Regions from separate parts of the Homo sapiens genome. Here region 1 is linked to region 2. Evidence: chromatin loops called from intact Hi-C (ENCODE). Cell type or tissue: endothelial cell of umbilical vein. All regions are shown on one strand. Each heading gives the region's core, and the rest is flanking DNA. Links, peaks and the distances in the headings are about the cores only.

Region 1 (8,317 bases), core at 318-8,317, 93 kb before region 2:
GTTTTGCCCCACTAACATCTTTCATGGCAAAAGGACACAGTTCAGAATCATATGTTAATTTCTTTTTATTCATGTCTTTTAGTCTCCTTCAGTCTGCAACAGTTCCTCAGATTTTCCCTTGATTTTCATGACCTTGACATTTTCAAGATTACAGGCCAGTTATTTTGTGAATTATCACTCACTTTGGGTCTGTCTCATTTTCTTTTCCATTATTAGCGTAGGTTGCATTCTGTAGGAATATCATGGAAGTGATGCTGTGTTCACTTGGTGCCTCCTGTCAGGTGGTACACGATTTTGATTTGTCCCACTGATGAAAGCAATGTCTGCTGGGCGTCTCCACTGTAAAATTTATCTCTATAGATTCATGGTTTTGTTTTATTCTATGGATTATAATCCATTATAATCATTATTTATTCTGATGCTCAAAATGTCCCTGATGTGGCCAGTAGAAGCCCCTTCAGTGGGAGTCTTTCGGGCATGTCCCTATCATTCTTTGAGCACTTTCTTGCTTCCTGATACAATATGTTCCAGGCTCATCTCGCAGTCTTCCTGCCTCAGCTCTGGAATCAGCCATTTCTCCAAGGAGCCTGGGTCCTTTTCACAGACAATATTAATTAATTAATTAATTTACTTATTTATTTTTTGAGACGGAGCTTCTGTCGCCCAGGTTGGAGTGCAGTGGCACCATCTCGGCTCACTGCAACCTCCACCTCCCAGGTTCAAGTGACTGTCTTGCCTCAGCCTCCCAGGTAGCTGGGATTATAGGCAAGTGCCACCACTCTCAAGTAATTTTTTTTTTTTTTTTTTTTTGTATTTTTAGTAGAGATGAGGTTTCCCCATGTTGGCCAGGCTGGTCTCAAACTCCTGACCTCAAGTGATCCACCCGCCTTGGCCTCCCAAAGTGTTGGGATTATAGGCGTGAGCCACCGCACCTGGCTGAAAATACTATTTTAAAGCAAAGATCTGAATGACAGGTATACTCACTGCTGTTGGGGTATCACTGCTAACAAGTCCTCTGGGAAGAGCTGGGGAATTTCTCTGTGTGTGTGCATGAGTGTGACTGTGTGTATAACAGCAAACCCACAATACTTCTATATTTATTTATATATCAATTATGTATATAGAAAACCACAAGTTCACATCAATATCTCCAATTCCAATCTGGCATTGTAGGGTTCATTCTGTTTGTTTTGGTTGGGGTCGTTCCCTCTTTCTGAATGTGTAACTCTCTTGTGTGCCCTCACTTACTGTCTTTAGGACTGAATGAGTTCAGTAAGGGAGGAAGATAAGGAACTACATTGTAATTTTTTTTTCGAGACTGAGTCTCTCTCTGTCGCCCAGGCTGGAGTGCAGTAGCGCAATCTCAACTCACTACAACCTCCGCCTCCCAAGTTCAAGTGATTCTCCTGCCTCAGCCTCCCAAGTAGCTGGGATTACAGGCATGCGCCACTACACCTGGCTAATTTTTTTTATTTTTAGTGAAGATGGGGTTTCACCATATTGGCCAGGCTGGTCTCAAACTCCTGACCTCCGGTGATCTGCCCTTCTTGGCCTCCCAAAGTGCTGGGATTACAGGCATGAGCTACTGCGCCTAGCCCTATGTTGTAATTTTGATGGTTGTGGGCCGAATTGCCCTCCATAGACAATGTACCAATTTACACTCCTACTAGATACCTTTAAGCCTTTTCTTTTCCCAACCTGAGGTGAAAAAATATTATTTCTGATGTTTTAATATGTATTACTCTTATCATAAAATAGCACGTTTTTTGAATGTTTCTAATAAAAAATAGAAAAAGTTAACAAGGAGAGAATGTTGTAAATGGGTGTAACTTCTGTCTCTCATTTTCTGCCCTATGGAAAACAATAAAAAGGGTCAAAACACGTCTGCATTGGAATAGCTGCCTGGCTGTTGCTGGCAGGAACTTAGTTATGAGTTGTGGGTGTCCTTCTGTTGTCCACCTGGAAGAACAAGTGCATTGGTGCTGTCCTGGAGACTTGAACGGCTCATGTGATTTCTCAAAACGCCTCCTGCAGTCAGCCGGCAGGAGCTGGCTCATGGTAACCAAAGAGTCAGCTATGCTCAGTGCTCTGTTATTGTGGGGCATAGGCTCCAGGACAAGAAGACTTTGGACACTTTGGGTGTCCTGGAATTTCCTTCTTGTGATTAAAATAATTAAAATGTAGCAGTCTAACTCAGAGAAGAAAGGCATCCCTAATTTGAGCAGATCTTAAGACAATTATATGTTAGGTTAAAATTGCCCATATCTGAACTTTTTTTCAACCTGCAAAAATGACAGTTTCATGTGGTTCATGTTTTAGATGTTGGTACACTTGGCCGGGCGCAGTGGCTCATACCTGTAATCCCAGCACTTTGGGAGGCCGAGGTGGGCAGATCGCTTAGGCTCAGGAGTTCAAGACCAGCCTGGGCAACATGGTGAAGTCCCATCTCTACCAAAAAAAACACAGAAAATTAGCTGGGTGTGGTGGTGGGTGCCTGTGGTCCCAGCTACTCGAGAGGCCAAAGCACGAGAATTCCTTGATCCTGGGAGGCAGAGGTTGCAGTGAGCCGAGATCACACCACTGCACTCCAGCCTGGCAACACAGCAAGACTCTGTCTTAAAAAAAAAAAAAAGATGCTTGTACATTTGCTTCTATGGGTCTCTACAGCCTGAAAAGTCCTCTTCTTCCCATCCCACAGCCCCTCATTTACTTACTTCTCTACGAATAATATCGAAACACAACAATTTAGACCCAATGCGAGTGGCACCTTTCCGGGGAATCTTTGTTCATACCCTAAAGAAATTAGCTCCTTTCTCATCACTACCAAGCACTTTTCAGGGTGTATCATTATAGGTTTGTTTTTTGCTTCTTTGTTTCTTTCAATTTTAAGTTGTGCCTTAAGTTTTAGATAGCTGTTTAATCTCTTTCTCCCCTATTGGTCTACAAACTCTTTAAGGGCAAAGACTGGCTCTTGTTCATCACTATGTTCCTAGAACCTAACACTAGGCTTTGTGTAAAGTCCTCAAAATGAATGAATAAATAAATAAAAGTTTGTTGAATGAATTAGCAAACAAGTCAGTGAATGAGGATTGCAGCAGGAATGGGGAATGGCCGTCCCAGAGAGAGGCTACAGCACCAAAAGTCCCTAAAAGTCTCTGGACCCCAGCTGCTCAAGGCCCTCAAGAGGCCAACCCCAGAAGCCAGGGCAGCCCCCACGCTGGGTGCATTTGTGTTGAGCCATAGTCTTGTCGCATACCCCAGTCCCTTCAGACGCTGAGCCCTGCTGACACGCTTCATCTGCAATAGGCTGCCTTTGCTGCAGGCAGGGCTACTTACTCCCACAGAAAACTCTGCTATGGGGAAGTCCATGCTTGCCAAAACCTCTGCAGGAAGAACCATAGAATCATCTACTCCCCCAGGTTCAGAACAGTGTATACTGTCCCAGACAGCCTGCTCAGGACATTCCTAGCTTGTGAAATTTCCTTTTCTAGGGGCACTGGAGCGTCACAGGAAATGCCGAGCAGCTGTTTGCCTCTTGGGTGTGGGATTGGATGGTCCCCAAGCCCGGTAATGCTCCTTCATCACCAGGCAGCTTGGAGGATGAACCTAGGCTCAACTTGGGAATGTGTCATGTCTCACCCCAGGTTCACAGCTGATGAAATTCCCTTTTCAGTAACAGAAAGAGAAAAGCCTGGCAAGTGCCCCCAGCTCTAGTCCCAAGGAGAAGTGGGAAGACCTGAGAATACAGAGCATTCTCCTCACCTTTCAGAAGCAAGGCCCAGGGAGGAGACAGGGGCTGCCTGGGTCTCCTGGCCTTGCCTGATCTTTCCAGGGACCCAGAACCCATCCTGACTGCTGAGACTGCTGAGCATCTGGGACTGCATTTTGCTAAATGGCTTGGTGTCCTGGTTTTGGACATTGCTGAGAGGGATTCTTGGGCAGGATAGTAGGTGTGAAGGGGTCAGGTGATCAAGAACCCAGGGAGAAAAGCTGGGGAGTAGAAGAGGTGAGCAAGTGAGCAGCGTGAGGTGAAGAGGCCAGGAGTGGCACACCTGAATTCAAACCGCAACTCAGCTGAGGATGCATGACCTATGTGGTCTTGGACTGTACTTGAATCTCTCTGAGCCTTACTGTCCTCACCTGTAAAAAGGGTAATGACATCTGCCTTGCAAGACTGGCTGAGTTGATTGATTAAAATAACACCTCTCTCTCTCTGTCTCTTTTTTGTTTCTTTGTTTTGGAGACAGGGTCTCACTCTGTTGCCCAGGCTGGAGTGCAGTGAAGCAATCATAGCTCACTGCAGCCTCAACCTCCTGGGCTCAAGCAGTCCTCCCACCTCAGCCTCCTGAGTACCTGGGACTACAGGTGCAAACCACCTCACCCGGCTAATTTTTAAAATTTTTTGAAGAGATAGGATCTTGCTCTGTTGCCCAGGCTGGTCTCAAACTCTTGGCCTCAAGTGATCCCTCCCACCTCGACCTCCCAAAGTGCTGGGATTGCAGCCATGAGCCATTTCTCCTGGCCTAAAATAGTATCTTTAAAGCACCTTACCCAGTCCCGGGAACCTATTAGGTGCTCAGCAAACATCACGGAAGGTTGGGGAAAGGGAAGCTGTGTGGTAAATGTCCTGTGGAGCCAACACTCCCCCACGTGCTCCCCACCAGACCAAAGTCCCTATTGGGGCACAACTGCATTTGCTGCTGTCGCCTCTCATCTTGAAGACAGACCGTGAGACCCACTCTGTATGCAGCTTGGCTTCTGGGATCACTTGAGTGGGCAAGGTTGGGACAGTGCCATTTCCCCCACCCTGGGCCGCTGCTGGGAAGGCAGACCAGCCAGCTTCTACCATGGACTGGGCCACTCAGAATCTCCCTGTGATCCCTTCTTCTCATTCCAAGGCCTGTGGAGAAAAGAAGGAGTCTCCTTTCAGCCGGGCCTTCCCACTACCAGAGTGGGGGATTCAGCAGCAGTGCCTCTGGCCAGCCAGAGTCTCACTACCCTTGCCTCTGAGCTCCCTCCTCTCCTGCCACTTCCAATGCAGGGGAAAGAGGCCGCCTGTCACCCAGTGAGGTGGAAGCAGGTGATAAACAAGGCAGCTCTCTTCCTTCCCTAGTCTCCTCTCCATAGTCTAGGCTGCAGATGGGCCACAGCCTCAGGTTGAGATCAAGACAGGAAGGAAAATAAAGTGCTGCCCCAGGTCTTGAACTCTGGGAAGTATTCCCTATTCATACTGGGGCTCTTTTCCTTGCCTCCTGCCCAGCCCTGATCTGAAGGAACTAGGAAAGGAGTGAAGAGCTTCTCAGAACTTCCCCCAGACACCTAGGCTGCCTCAGGAGGTGATATGGTTTGACTCTGTGTCCCCATCCAAATCTCACCTTGAATTGTAATAATCCCCACATATCAAGGGCGGGACCAGGTGGAGGTAATTGAATCATGGGGACAGTTTCCCCCATGCTGTTCTCATGATCGTGAATTCTCACAAGATGTGATGGTTTGTTTTTGTTTTTTGTTTGTTTGAGACTGAATCTCGCTCTATTGCCCAGGCTGGAGTGCAGTAGCGCAATCTCAGCTCACTGCAACCTCTGCCTCCCGGGTTCAAGCGATCCTTATGCCTCAGCCTCCCAAGTAGCTGGGATTACAGGCATAAGCCACCAGGCCTGGCTAATTTTTGTATTTTTAGTAGAGATGGGGTTTCACCATGTTGGCCAGGCTTGTCTCGAACTCCTGACCTCAGGTAATCCATCCCCCTCGGCCTCCCAAAGTGCTGGGATTACAGACATGAGCCACTGTGCCTGGCCGATGTGATGGTTTTATAAGGGTCTTCCCCCTTCGCTTGGCACTCATTCTCTCTCCTGCTACCCTGTGAAGAGGAGCCTTCCCTCATGATTGTGAGTTTCCTGAGGCTTCCCCAACCACGCAGAACCATGAGTTAATTAAACTTCTTTTCTTCATAAATTACCCAGTCTCATGTTATTTCTTCATAGCAGCATGAGAATGGACTAATACAGGAGTTTGTCCTCAGGTGTCGCTCTTCCTTCCAACCTCTCCAGGAGCAGCATTCAGGGCCAAGGGAGCCACGGTGACTCTAGCGCAGTGAGTCATAGGTGTTCAGGATGCAGAGGGAAGTTGTGTTGGAGAACAGGATGGGGCTGGGCTCCAAAGCCAAGCAGAAGAGAGTGGACTTGCTGAAGATGGTGGGACAGGGACACACACTGGACCTGGACTAGGGGCTTAGAATTTCAGCCCAGCTCTGCCACCAACTAGCCATGTGGTCTTGATCAAATCAGAGTACAGCCATGCACATCAGTGCCCTCGTCTGTAAAACTGGGCATTTGAAACAAATGACTACTGAGGGTTTGTGGTTTATTTTCTTTCCTGCTCTAAACAATAAAGCAAGACTCATGAAGAGTTTCTGAGAAAGAAAATGATGTCATTCAAGCCAGGTCTTGGTAGAATTAGCCTGGAAGTGGGGTGCTGGGTGTTGAATCAGCTGCGCATTGTGGCTTAAGCCAGTGGGGTTTTCTGTTCTTGCAACATAAAGAAGCCTGCATGCTGTGGGCAGTGTTCTTTGAGGCAGATATTAAGACACTGGGCTGTGAGACAATCATGTTTGAGTCCCAATTTCCATCATTTCAGAGCTGTGTGACTTTATAATAAAGCTTCGCTACACTATTTTGAGCCTGTTTCTTCACCTGCAAAGTCAGGGTTAATCAGAATGCCCACCCCCTGGTGCAGCTGCCAGATCTGGAGTTACTGCAGGCCAAGAGCCTAGAAGGGCGCCTGGTACATACGGAAGCACTCAGTAGACGCTGGCTTGCATCAACATGAATCCTGGCATGCTGCCAGCTATCTTTTGCTTTTGGCTTCCCTGAATGCATTCCCACCATTTCTCCCTGTGTTCCTGCCCTCCTCACTGCTCCTGCCCACTGAACTGCCGGCAATGCCTACTGTTGCCATAGTTTCCCCAGATAAATAGAATGCTTCCCTTATTTTAACTTGGACCTCACTGCCTTCTTCCTGAAACCCTTGGTGTTTTGGGAGCCATCACCACAGTTCCTTCTCTCTTCCCGTCTGCTCCAAGACATCTGCCCTTTCCAGGAATATAATCCAAAGCCTTCCTTTTGTGAGCTCATTTCAAATGTGCTCCTTGCCACACTGAAGCTGTGGTGGCTTTCTGCCCGGTTTGAACCTCCCTTTGCTGTTGTCCCTCCCTTGCCCAAGCACCCGCACCCCACCATACTGAAGATTTGGTGGTCAAGACTCCTGTGTTTTGTTTTTTTTTTTTTGAGACAAGAGTCTTGCTCTGTTGCCCAGGCTGGAGTGCAGTGGTGCGATCTCGACTCACTGCAAGCTCCGCATCCTGGGTTCACGCCATTCTCCCGCCTCAGCCTCCTGAGTAGCTGGGACTACAGGCACCTGCCACCATGCCGGGGTTTTTTTTTTTTTTTTTCTGTATTTTTAGTAGAGACAGGGTTTCACCGTGTTAGCCAGGATGGTCTCCATCTCCTGACCTCGTGGTCCGCCTGTCTCGGCCTCCCAAAGTGTTGGGATTACAGGCGTGAGCCACCGCGCCTGGCCAAGACTTCTTTATTTATTTATTTTTTGAGACAGTCTCGCTCTGTCGCCCAGGCTGGAGTACAATGGTGCAATCTCAGCTGGCTGCAACCTCCGTCTTCTGGGTTCAAGCGATTCTCCGGCCTCAGCCTCCCAAGTAGATGGGATTACAAGCATGCACCACCGCGCCCAGCTAATTTTTGTATTTTTAGTAGAGATGGACTTTTGCTATGTTGGCCAGGCTGATCTCAAACTCCTAGTCTCAAGTGATCCAACTGCCTTGGCCTCCCAAAGTGCTCTCCATCCTGGCTCCTCCACCTCTTGCCAGGCACCCTCCCTACAGAGCTAGTGCCTCATCCTTCCATGACCTCCTGCCCACATATGCTCTTTCAATCTAAGGTTTCTGCAAAAACTTTCAGGAAGGATCACATCTCCCAGAATTGCCTTCATAAGAACTTTTTTTTAATTATTTAGAAATGCAGTTATATACATAGAACAATTAAAATTAAATTAAACTTTGTACAAATATTAAAATACTATCTTCACACCCACTGCAATGTACAGGATACCAAAAAATATATATATAAAATAAAATAAAGCAAACCCAAACTGATTGAGTGACATCCTGCACAGAGTCAATTATGAATGTGTTGTTTTAAACCATTATATGAGTACCATTCTGCAAAGGATTCCATAGTGGTGCGATAACCTGAAGAAGCCAGGGCAGGGTGTGGGGACTGCCACACAGCCCACGTACATCTCT
Region 2 (8,333 bases), core at 12-8,011:
CTGTGGGGGCCCAACGGCCATCTACCTAAATACAGAGGTTATCTGGTCCTCCAGGCTCCTCTGGTCCATCCCTCGTCCCTCAGGGAAGAAATGCCATCATCCAACATTACACCCCCTCCAAGGGACCCCCAACCTCTCTTCCACTTCAGCTTGTTTTTGCTAACCAACCCCTCCTTTCCACACCCTCACCAGGACCATTCACTCCCAAGTGCCCCTCCACTGCAACTCCCACCTGGCCCTACCCTCCTCTCTCCAGGCATTTGTTCTCTGCCTCCCTCACCACCTCATCCCCCACCCAACTTTCGAATCCACATATTCTTTACCTGCCATAAAATAACCATAGGCAGAACCGAGCTCAGTGGCTCATGCTTGTAATCCCAGCACTTTGGGAGGCCAAGGCTGGCAGATCACTTGAGCCCAGGAGTTCAAGACCAGCCTGGGTAACATGGCAAAACCCCATCTCTTCAAAAAATACAAAAATTAGCTGGGTGTAGTGGTATGTGCCTGTAGTCCCAGCTACTGGGGTTGGGGGCTGAGGTGGGGAGGCGGAGGCTGCAGTGAGCCTACATAGCCCCACTGCACTCCAGCCTGGACAACAGAGTGATACCCTGTCTCAAAAAAAAAAAAAAAAAAACCCACCACAGGCTTTAGAATCACTCCAACCTTGGTTCTAGTTCCAATACAGTAATTAACAGTACTGAAATGTTTCAGAGCTTGGTTTCCTGATTTATCCAGTGAAGATTAGCCTACCGAGTTAAAGCACTGAGCACACTGCCTGGCACAGGGCACACATTCAATACTTTCTGCCTTTTCCCACTCCCCAGGGGATTTTTCTTCTTTCTTTTCTGGGATACTCTGATATAGACACTCCTTCTAGGTATAATACCTGCTAAATACAGATGTCTTAACCCAAAGGAATAACAGAAATGTCATACACTTTCATCACCAGCAGTATCTCTGTAGCAAGCACACAGCCCCATTAGTAACATAGCCCCATCAGCAACCTTCAAATTCTATGAGAGAGAAGGCTGGTCACTTTGTACTTTGCCACCACAAATGACCCACGTGGTGAGAGAAAGTGATCAGAGGGGATGGGAAAACAGAGTTCAGAGTCACTTTGGGGCCGAGAGCAGTGGCTCATGTCTGTAATCCCAGCACTTTGGGAGGCAGAGGTGGGTGGATCACCTGAGGTCAGGAGTTCCAGACCAGCCTGGCCAACATGGTGAAACCCCGTCTCTACTAAAAATCCAAAAATTACCTGGGCGTGGTGGCAGGTGCCTGTAATCCCAGCTACGTAGGAGCTGAGGCAGAAGAATCGCTTGAACCCAGGAGACAAAGACTGCAGTGAGTCAAGATCGCGCCACTGCCCTCCAGACTGGGTGACAGAGCGAGACTCCATCTCAAAAAAAAAAAAAGTCACTTTGGGTAAGAGCAAGGGATAGATAAAATCTCTGTAAAGTAAGAGCAGCACTTCCATATGAGACTAAGACCCCCCAAAAAGAGTCCCATAATCCCACATTTACATGTAAAAAGATTAAAATTAATTCTGACAGCAAGAACATCTGCCACTTTTACTAGAAATACCATCTGGGCCGGGCACGGTGGCTCACGCCTGTAATCCCAGCACTTTGGGAGGCCGAGGCAGGCGGATCATGAGGTCAGGAGATCGAGACCATCCTGGCTAACACGGTGAAACCCCATCTCTACTAAAAATACAAAAAATTAGCCAGGCGTGGTGGTGGGCGCCTGTAATCTCAGCTACTCAGGAGGCTGTGGCAGGAGAATGGCATGGAGCTTGTGGTGAGCCAAGATCCTGCCACTGCACTCCAGCCTGGGGAACAGAGTGAGACTCTGTCTCAAAAAGAAAAAATAAATAAATAAATAACATCTGTTTAATTTCTGATAAGGCCCAGGCACAACTTTACATAGACCAAGGACTGCCTACAGTATGTCCCTAAAAGGTAGCAGCATCCTAAGGACAGCTCCAAGGCAGTGTGCCATGCCTCTCCCTGGTGTCCTGAAGCTGCTCCTGCAAATTCATGATTAGCCCTGAAATAAACCCAGAGCTTCATCCTTTTCTAAACACCTCCTCCAAAACTTTTAGTCATCACTCTTGAAATCAGAATTAATTTAAGCAAGACTATCTTCAAAAACCAGATAAATACTAGAGCAACATAATAAAAGTCCTGAACAACTTGTGTTTTAGAGGGACTTCCACCATGGTGGTGGGAGGGTTTCTTTTCCAATGAACATTCTTATTTTGCAATTAGTTAAGAGGGTCCCTTCCATGAGGTCTTTAACATCCTCTAGGATCCACCTGTTGCCAAGCTAGTGGGAGTCAGAGCAGAGTCCTCTAAAGAAGTGGGACAGGCCAGTTGCAGTGGCTCATGCCTGTAATCCCAGCACTTTGGGAGGCCAAAGCAGGAGGATCACTTGAGGCCAGGGCTTCAAGACCAACCTGGGGAACACAGCAAGACAAAAAAAAAACACGTTTTTTTTTTTAATTAGCCAGGTATAGTGATGCGTGCCTGTAATCCGAGCTGCTTAGGAGGCTGAGCTGGGAAGATAAGCACTTAAGTCCAGGAGTTCGAAGCTATAGTGAGCTATGATCAAGCCACTGCACTCCAATTTGGGCAACAGAACAAGACCCTATCTCGAAAAAAAAGTCTGGTGACTTAGTTGGTATTAAGCATGAAAAAAATGGGTGCTTCATAGGTAGGCACCCTCATACTTTTCAGATCCTGATGGGGAATTATTAAATGTAAGCCCAATACCCATAGCAAGGAGATATTCAAAGAATATCTACAACGAAAAATGAAAAGTGAACTATGGGGGTTTGCCAGCCACCATTAAACGCAAATTTGGAAAAGGAAATATTTGAAACACACGCAAACACAAAAACAATCAAGTCCTGCAAGAAGATGGCACATGCCATCTTCCAGTCCACTGTGCAAACTGAGATTGGTAAAATTTGACACTGCATTGTCTGTATTTTTCACTAATTGGTAAGTATTTCATGACCCCTGTGCAGCAGGAAGAGAGCAGGGCACATGTGGGAAGGTCTGATAAGCAGAGAACAGAAAGGGCAAGGATAAGAAGTATACTGTAAAAACCCAAGGTGGGAAGGTGGGAAGCCGGGGGCTTAATCAGCTCTGGCCCCAGGACTGAGTTTGAGGAGGAGAATCTCGCATTCTCTGGAAACCGTACTAGGCAGAAATCACTCAGGGCTTTTTTTCCCCCCTCTCAAAATGCAAATACACAGAAGAGGAGCCCACAGAGAAGCTCCAAACCTATTTCCCACCAAGACTGGCTTCAACTCAACCATTCAGTCCCACAAACAGGCAGATTGTTCTGGGAGCAGGTGGAACACCATGGGGAGCACTAAAGTGGTATAGGGAGAGAGGCCTTCCTTAGAGAAGCAAAGCCATCCTCACACAGGCCATCCAGGTTGAAAGCGGGAGAGGATGAGCAGACGCGGGTGGTGTGGCTGTCAGTGAGGACTCCAGCAGCAGAGATGGTTTCACAGAGAAGGCCAGACCTGAATTTTCTGGATGTGACAGAGTTCAGAGAACTGAGCCCACGAGGGGAGTGGTAAAGAGTGTGCCACATACAAGACCAGGAGGCGGAGAGAGGAAACAAGCCTCTCCTTTTGATCACTCTGGATGTGGTCCATCTGCCCTGGAAGGTGGAAAAAGGATGTGGTTCTAAGCTGGCTTCTCTCACTCACTCAGCCCCACATTGACCCTTGCTAACCCCCTCTGTCCAGACCGGCCATGTTCTGCTGAGCTTCACATCCGCAGTCCTGGCCAGTGCTTCCTGTCTGCACATCCGAGAAGCCTCCGTGGTTTGCTGCCACCCACTCTGACAGGGCTGCACTGAAACATGAAGGAGACCATGTAGGCGTCAGCCCCGTTTCTGCTGCTAACCCAACATCTAGCCTTAGGACAAGTCACCCACTACCCTGTGCCTCATTTTCTGTAACTTTAAAGTAGGTAAAGTTACACTCACTGCCTCCTCTCTTCAAGCATAGTGAGGATAAAAGCTGATAACAGTTAATATTTACTGGGTACTTAACTATGTGCCAGATACTGAGTTAACTGCTTAACCATCTAGAATCATTTAATCCTCAAAACCCCCCGTGGAATACACACTACTCTTAACTCCCAATTTCAGTTAAAGAAGCTGGAGCTTAACAAAGTTAAGAGACCTACCTGAAGCCACACAGTCAGACAGAACATTTAACACTACAAAAGGGTCAGCCACTAATTAATACTTCCCCAAACTGCCATTTAAGTATCTTTTAGTTGTCAGACACATACCTATCTTTTTAAATATCCCATTTCATTTGATTTTCATAAAATTCTACAAGGGAGTACTTTTAAATGTAATTTTAATAAATTATTCAAGTTATACATGCCAATAGCAAAAAATTCAAATGAAACAAAAAGCAAGTTTAAGAAGTTAAAGTTCCCTTTATCCTTTACCATTCACATCCAGAATTCCCCACACCAGGCAATAATCAAAATTTTGGTAGCCACCCTTCTATAGATGGGTAGTGTTAACATCATTTCTATCCTACAAATGATAAAACTAAGTATCGGCCAGGCACGGTGGCTCACGCCTGTAATTCCAGCACTTTGGGAGGCCAAGGCAGGTGGATCACCTGAGGTCGGGAGTTCGAGACCAGCCTGACCAACATGGAGAAACTCCGTCTCTACTAAAAATACAAAAAAATTAGCCGGATATGGTGCCACATGCCTGTAAGCCCAGCTACTTGGGAGGCTGAGGTAGGAGAATCGCTTGAACCTGGGAGGCAGAGGTTGCGGTGAGCCGAGATCAGGCCATGGCACTCCAGCCTGGGCAACAAGACCGAAACTCCCTCTCAAAAAAAAAAAAAAAACAACTAAGTATCAAAGAGGTTAAATTTGCTCAAGGTCATATGGCTGATACATGGCAGAACTGAGACTGAAGCAGGGTCACTCTGATTCCGTGGATACTTTCTGAGAAATGTGTCATTAGGCAATGTTGTTGTGTGGACATCACAGAGTGTACTTACATAAACCTAAATGGCATAGCCTACTATACACCTCAGCTACATGGCATAGCCTAGGCTACAAACCTGTACAGCAGATATGTTACTGAATACTGTAGGCAACTCTAACATGATGGTAATTGTGTATCTAAACATACTTAAACATAGAAAAAATACAATATGGTATAAAAGATAAAAAATGGTACATCTGTATAGGGCACTTACCACGAATGGGGCTTGCAGGACTGCAAATTGCCCTGGGTAAGTGAGTGAATGGAGTGTGAAGGCCTAGGACATTACTGTACATTACTGTAGACTTTATAAACACTGTACACTTAGGCTACATATTTTTTAAAATTTTTTCTTCTATAAATTAACCTTAGCTTACTGTGACTTTTTTACTTTATAAACTTTTTAATTATTTTAAACTTTTTGACTCATTTGTAATAACACCTAGGTTAAGACATACAGCTGTGACAAAATATTTTCTTTCTTTATATCCTTATCTATAAGCTATTTTCTATTTTAAAAAATCTTTTTTTGTTAAAAAACTAAGACACAAACACACACATTAGCCTAGGCCTACACAGGGTAAGGATCATCTATATCACTATCTTCCATCTCAGCATCTTATTTCACTAGTAGTCTTCAAAGGCAGGAACAGAACTGTTATTTCCTGTAACAATGCCTCCTGGAAAACCTGCTGAAGGATCTGCCTGAGGCTGTTTTACAGTTAACTGTTTTTTTGGGGAGTTTTTTCCTAAGTAGAAGGAGTACAGTCTATATTGATGACAAAAAACATGGTATAGTAAATATATAAACCAGAAACACTGTTATTATCATCAAGTATTATGTACTATACATAATTGTATGTGCTAGACTCTAATACAACTGGCCATGCTGTAGCTTTATTTGTAACAGCATCACCACAAACAGGTGAGTAATGCATTGTGCTATGACCTTACCATGGCTACAATGTCACTAGATGATAGAAATTTTTCAGTTCCATTATAATCTTATGGAACCACCATCATATATGCAGCAAAATGTTATTACACTGCACATGACTGTATGCACATGTTCGTATTTTTGTTCCATTAGTACACAAATACATGCTGACTTTAGGGTACCTGTAACGAGATGGGGATGGAGGAACCAAAAAGGGGCTGTTGCTATCATGTTGCTGTTTGCTGTTCCTTGGCAAGTTAATCAAGTCTGCAATCCTAGGAGGTTTCCCACCTCTCAACATGTGCTATCATACCGGTGTCTGATTTAGCATTTGAACCCCAGCTGACTGAACATCACTACTACATACAAGTACAGTTGCTGCCATATGCATACTGGTTGCCAAAGGTCTTATCTTTCCCATTTGTAAAATGGGAGTACAATCTTCCTGACAGTATGCGATATCTTACATGAAAGCAGTTTGGCCGGACGCTGTGGCTCACGCCTGCAATCCCAACACTTTGTGAGGCCAAAGTGGGCAGATCACTTGTGGTCAGGAGTTCGAGACCAGCCTGACCAACATAGTGAAACTTCATCTCTACTAAAAATACAAAAATTAGCCAGGCGTGGTGGTGGGCGCCTGTAATCCCAGCTACTCGGGAGGCTGAGGCAGGAGAATCGCTCGAACCTGGGAGACAGAGGTTGCAGTGAGCCGAGATCGCACCACTGCACTCCAGCCTGCGCAACAGAGTGAGACTCCATCTCAAAAAAACAAAAAGCAGTTTGTAAAATGAAGAAATCTTTACTGCTATGAATATGGATGTCCAGTCTGCACAGTAAACACAGAGAAACGTAAACCATCCTCAAGGCGGTTGAAATCTATGAGGAGAAGAGACTAACCAAAACACTGGGCCGGGGTGGTAGCTCATGCCTGTAATCCCGGCACTTTGGGAGGCTGAGGCAGGCGGATCACTTGAGTCCAGGAGCTCAAGACCGGCCTGGGCAACATGGCAAAACCCCGTCTCTGCAAAAAAATCCAAAAAAATTGGCCGGGCATGGTGACACATGCCTGTAGTCCCAGCTATTCAGGAGGCTGAGGTGGGAGGATCGCATAAGCCCGTAAGGTCAAGGCTGCAGCGAGCCGCGATGGTACCACTACACTCTAGCCTGGGCGACAGAACAAGACCCTGTTTCAAAAAACAAACAAACAAAAAAGCCAAAAAAACACTGGAGAACAACTCAAAATGTATAATTAAGTGTTAAACTTTTGTGCTGCAAAGAATTCCTTTGGGGAGATAATTAGTATATAGGAAAGAGCATCTGATAAATACTTGATCAATTAATGAGTTCAGATGTGTTGCCTGAAAACCACCTCACCTGCTGCCTTAACATTAGCCTCCTAATACCTTCACTATTCACAGAAAGCTATACCAACACCAAAACCCTGAAGTCTGTTCATTCTACAATTGCTCACGTATAACCCAAGAGAAAAGCATGTCAGCATTTGTACAGAGCACCCTTCTTTCAACGATGTGCTTTAAAAAAAGCATGGACAGACCTTCAAAGGAGATGACCCACACAATTATGTAATTCCAGAAGCAGTAGAACTGCCCCCCCAAAAACAGTTCAATTGTGGAGAACAAAGAGAAAAGTGTTAACTACTTCCTTGCCTGCAACCTGACACACTGGATACTAAATATATTTCTCTCCAAACTACAGAGGCAAATGTGTAAGTTGACTTTCAGGAATGAATGATGCCTCCCAAGGCTTTTAAAAGAACAGAATTCTAGAAACAAAGATCTGCTACCTAAAAATTAGCAGGGATGACTTTCTGGTCTTCAGCCCCATAATAAGGGGACCCTATAGTTTGTTTCTGATTGGCCTTGCTAAAACATTCTGGACAACCTCTAATACCCTCTCTCTCCTTCACCTCCCACTGCCATGGTTCCTGAGCTGACTTCTTTTCCTGCCACCAGACAGGGTGAACTTGGTGAATGTTAACAGCTTTTTAACACCCTGTTTATATTTGTTTTTCACTCAAACCAGGCCTCCCTACAAATGACTCCATTTTTAGAATTTCATCAATAATACCACTCTTTCATTCCTTGTCATCAAGGCTCATAACCTCAAAGTCACCCTGCCCTCCTATACTTGTTATTTTAATCCCCTACACCTGGTCAATCATTTATTAATCATCCAATTAATCCAGGAGGGGGTACAAGGAAGTGGATCAGACAGTCACCAACCTCAGGGAACTTCCAATGTCAGCCTGGAACCAGGGCCTACACAGAGATGGCCACCCAAAGAGGTAAAATATAGGGGGAGGGCGTACGTTTACTGGGAACTAGGTCCTTTA

Evidence for each region. Hi-C counts contacts between places; a loop is a spot of excess contacts. Peaks named below come from ENCODE experiments on the same cell type or tissue, not always from the same donor. Only the 100,000 strongest peaks of a DNase experiment are listed, where the experiment ranks them.
Region 1: it touches region 2 in a loop (4-fold over the local background); 45 of 110 quality-filtered maps call a loop at or near these places.

The regions. Positions count from the first base shown.
Region 1 is chr14:69,714,822-69,723,138 of GRCh38, reverse strand. SUSD6 (sushi domain containing 6) reads right to left here. Exons shown (of 6, transcript NM_014734.4): 6 at 7,995-8,317. Among named protein-coding and RNA genes, the nearest start is that of SRSF5, 48 kb to the left of the region's middle. In endothelial cell of umbilical vein, for the core only: a CTCF peak has its summit at 6,018; DNase peaks (open chromatin) are centred at 3,498, 6,288 and 6,868; H3K27ac peaks cover 3,292 bases.
Region 2 is chr14:69,621,021-69,629,353 of GRCh38, reverse strand. The region is part of intron 1 of SUSD6 (sushi domain containing 6); the gene reads right to left. Among named protein-coding and RNA genes, the nearest start is that of SUSD6, 14 kb to the right of the region's middle. RefSeq lists enhancers at 3,317-3,416, 3,757-3,856, 6,915-7,415. In endothelial cell of umbilical vein, for the core only: no CTCF peak of the experiment used is centred there; DNase peaks (open chromatin) are centred at 3,013 and 3,783; H3K27ac peaks cover 1,101 bases.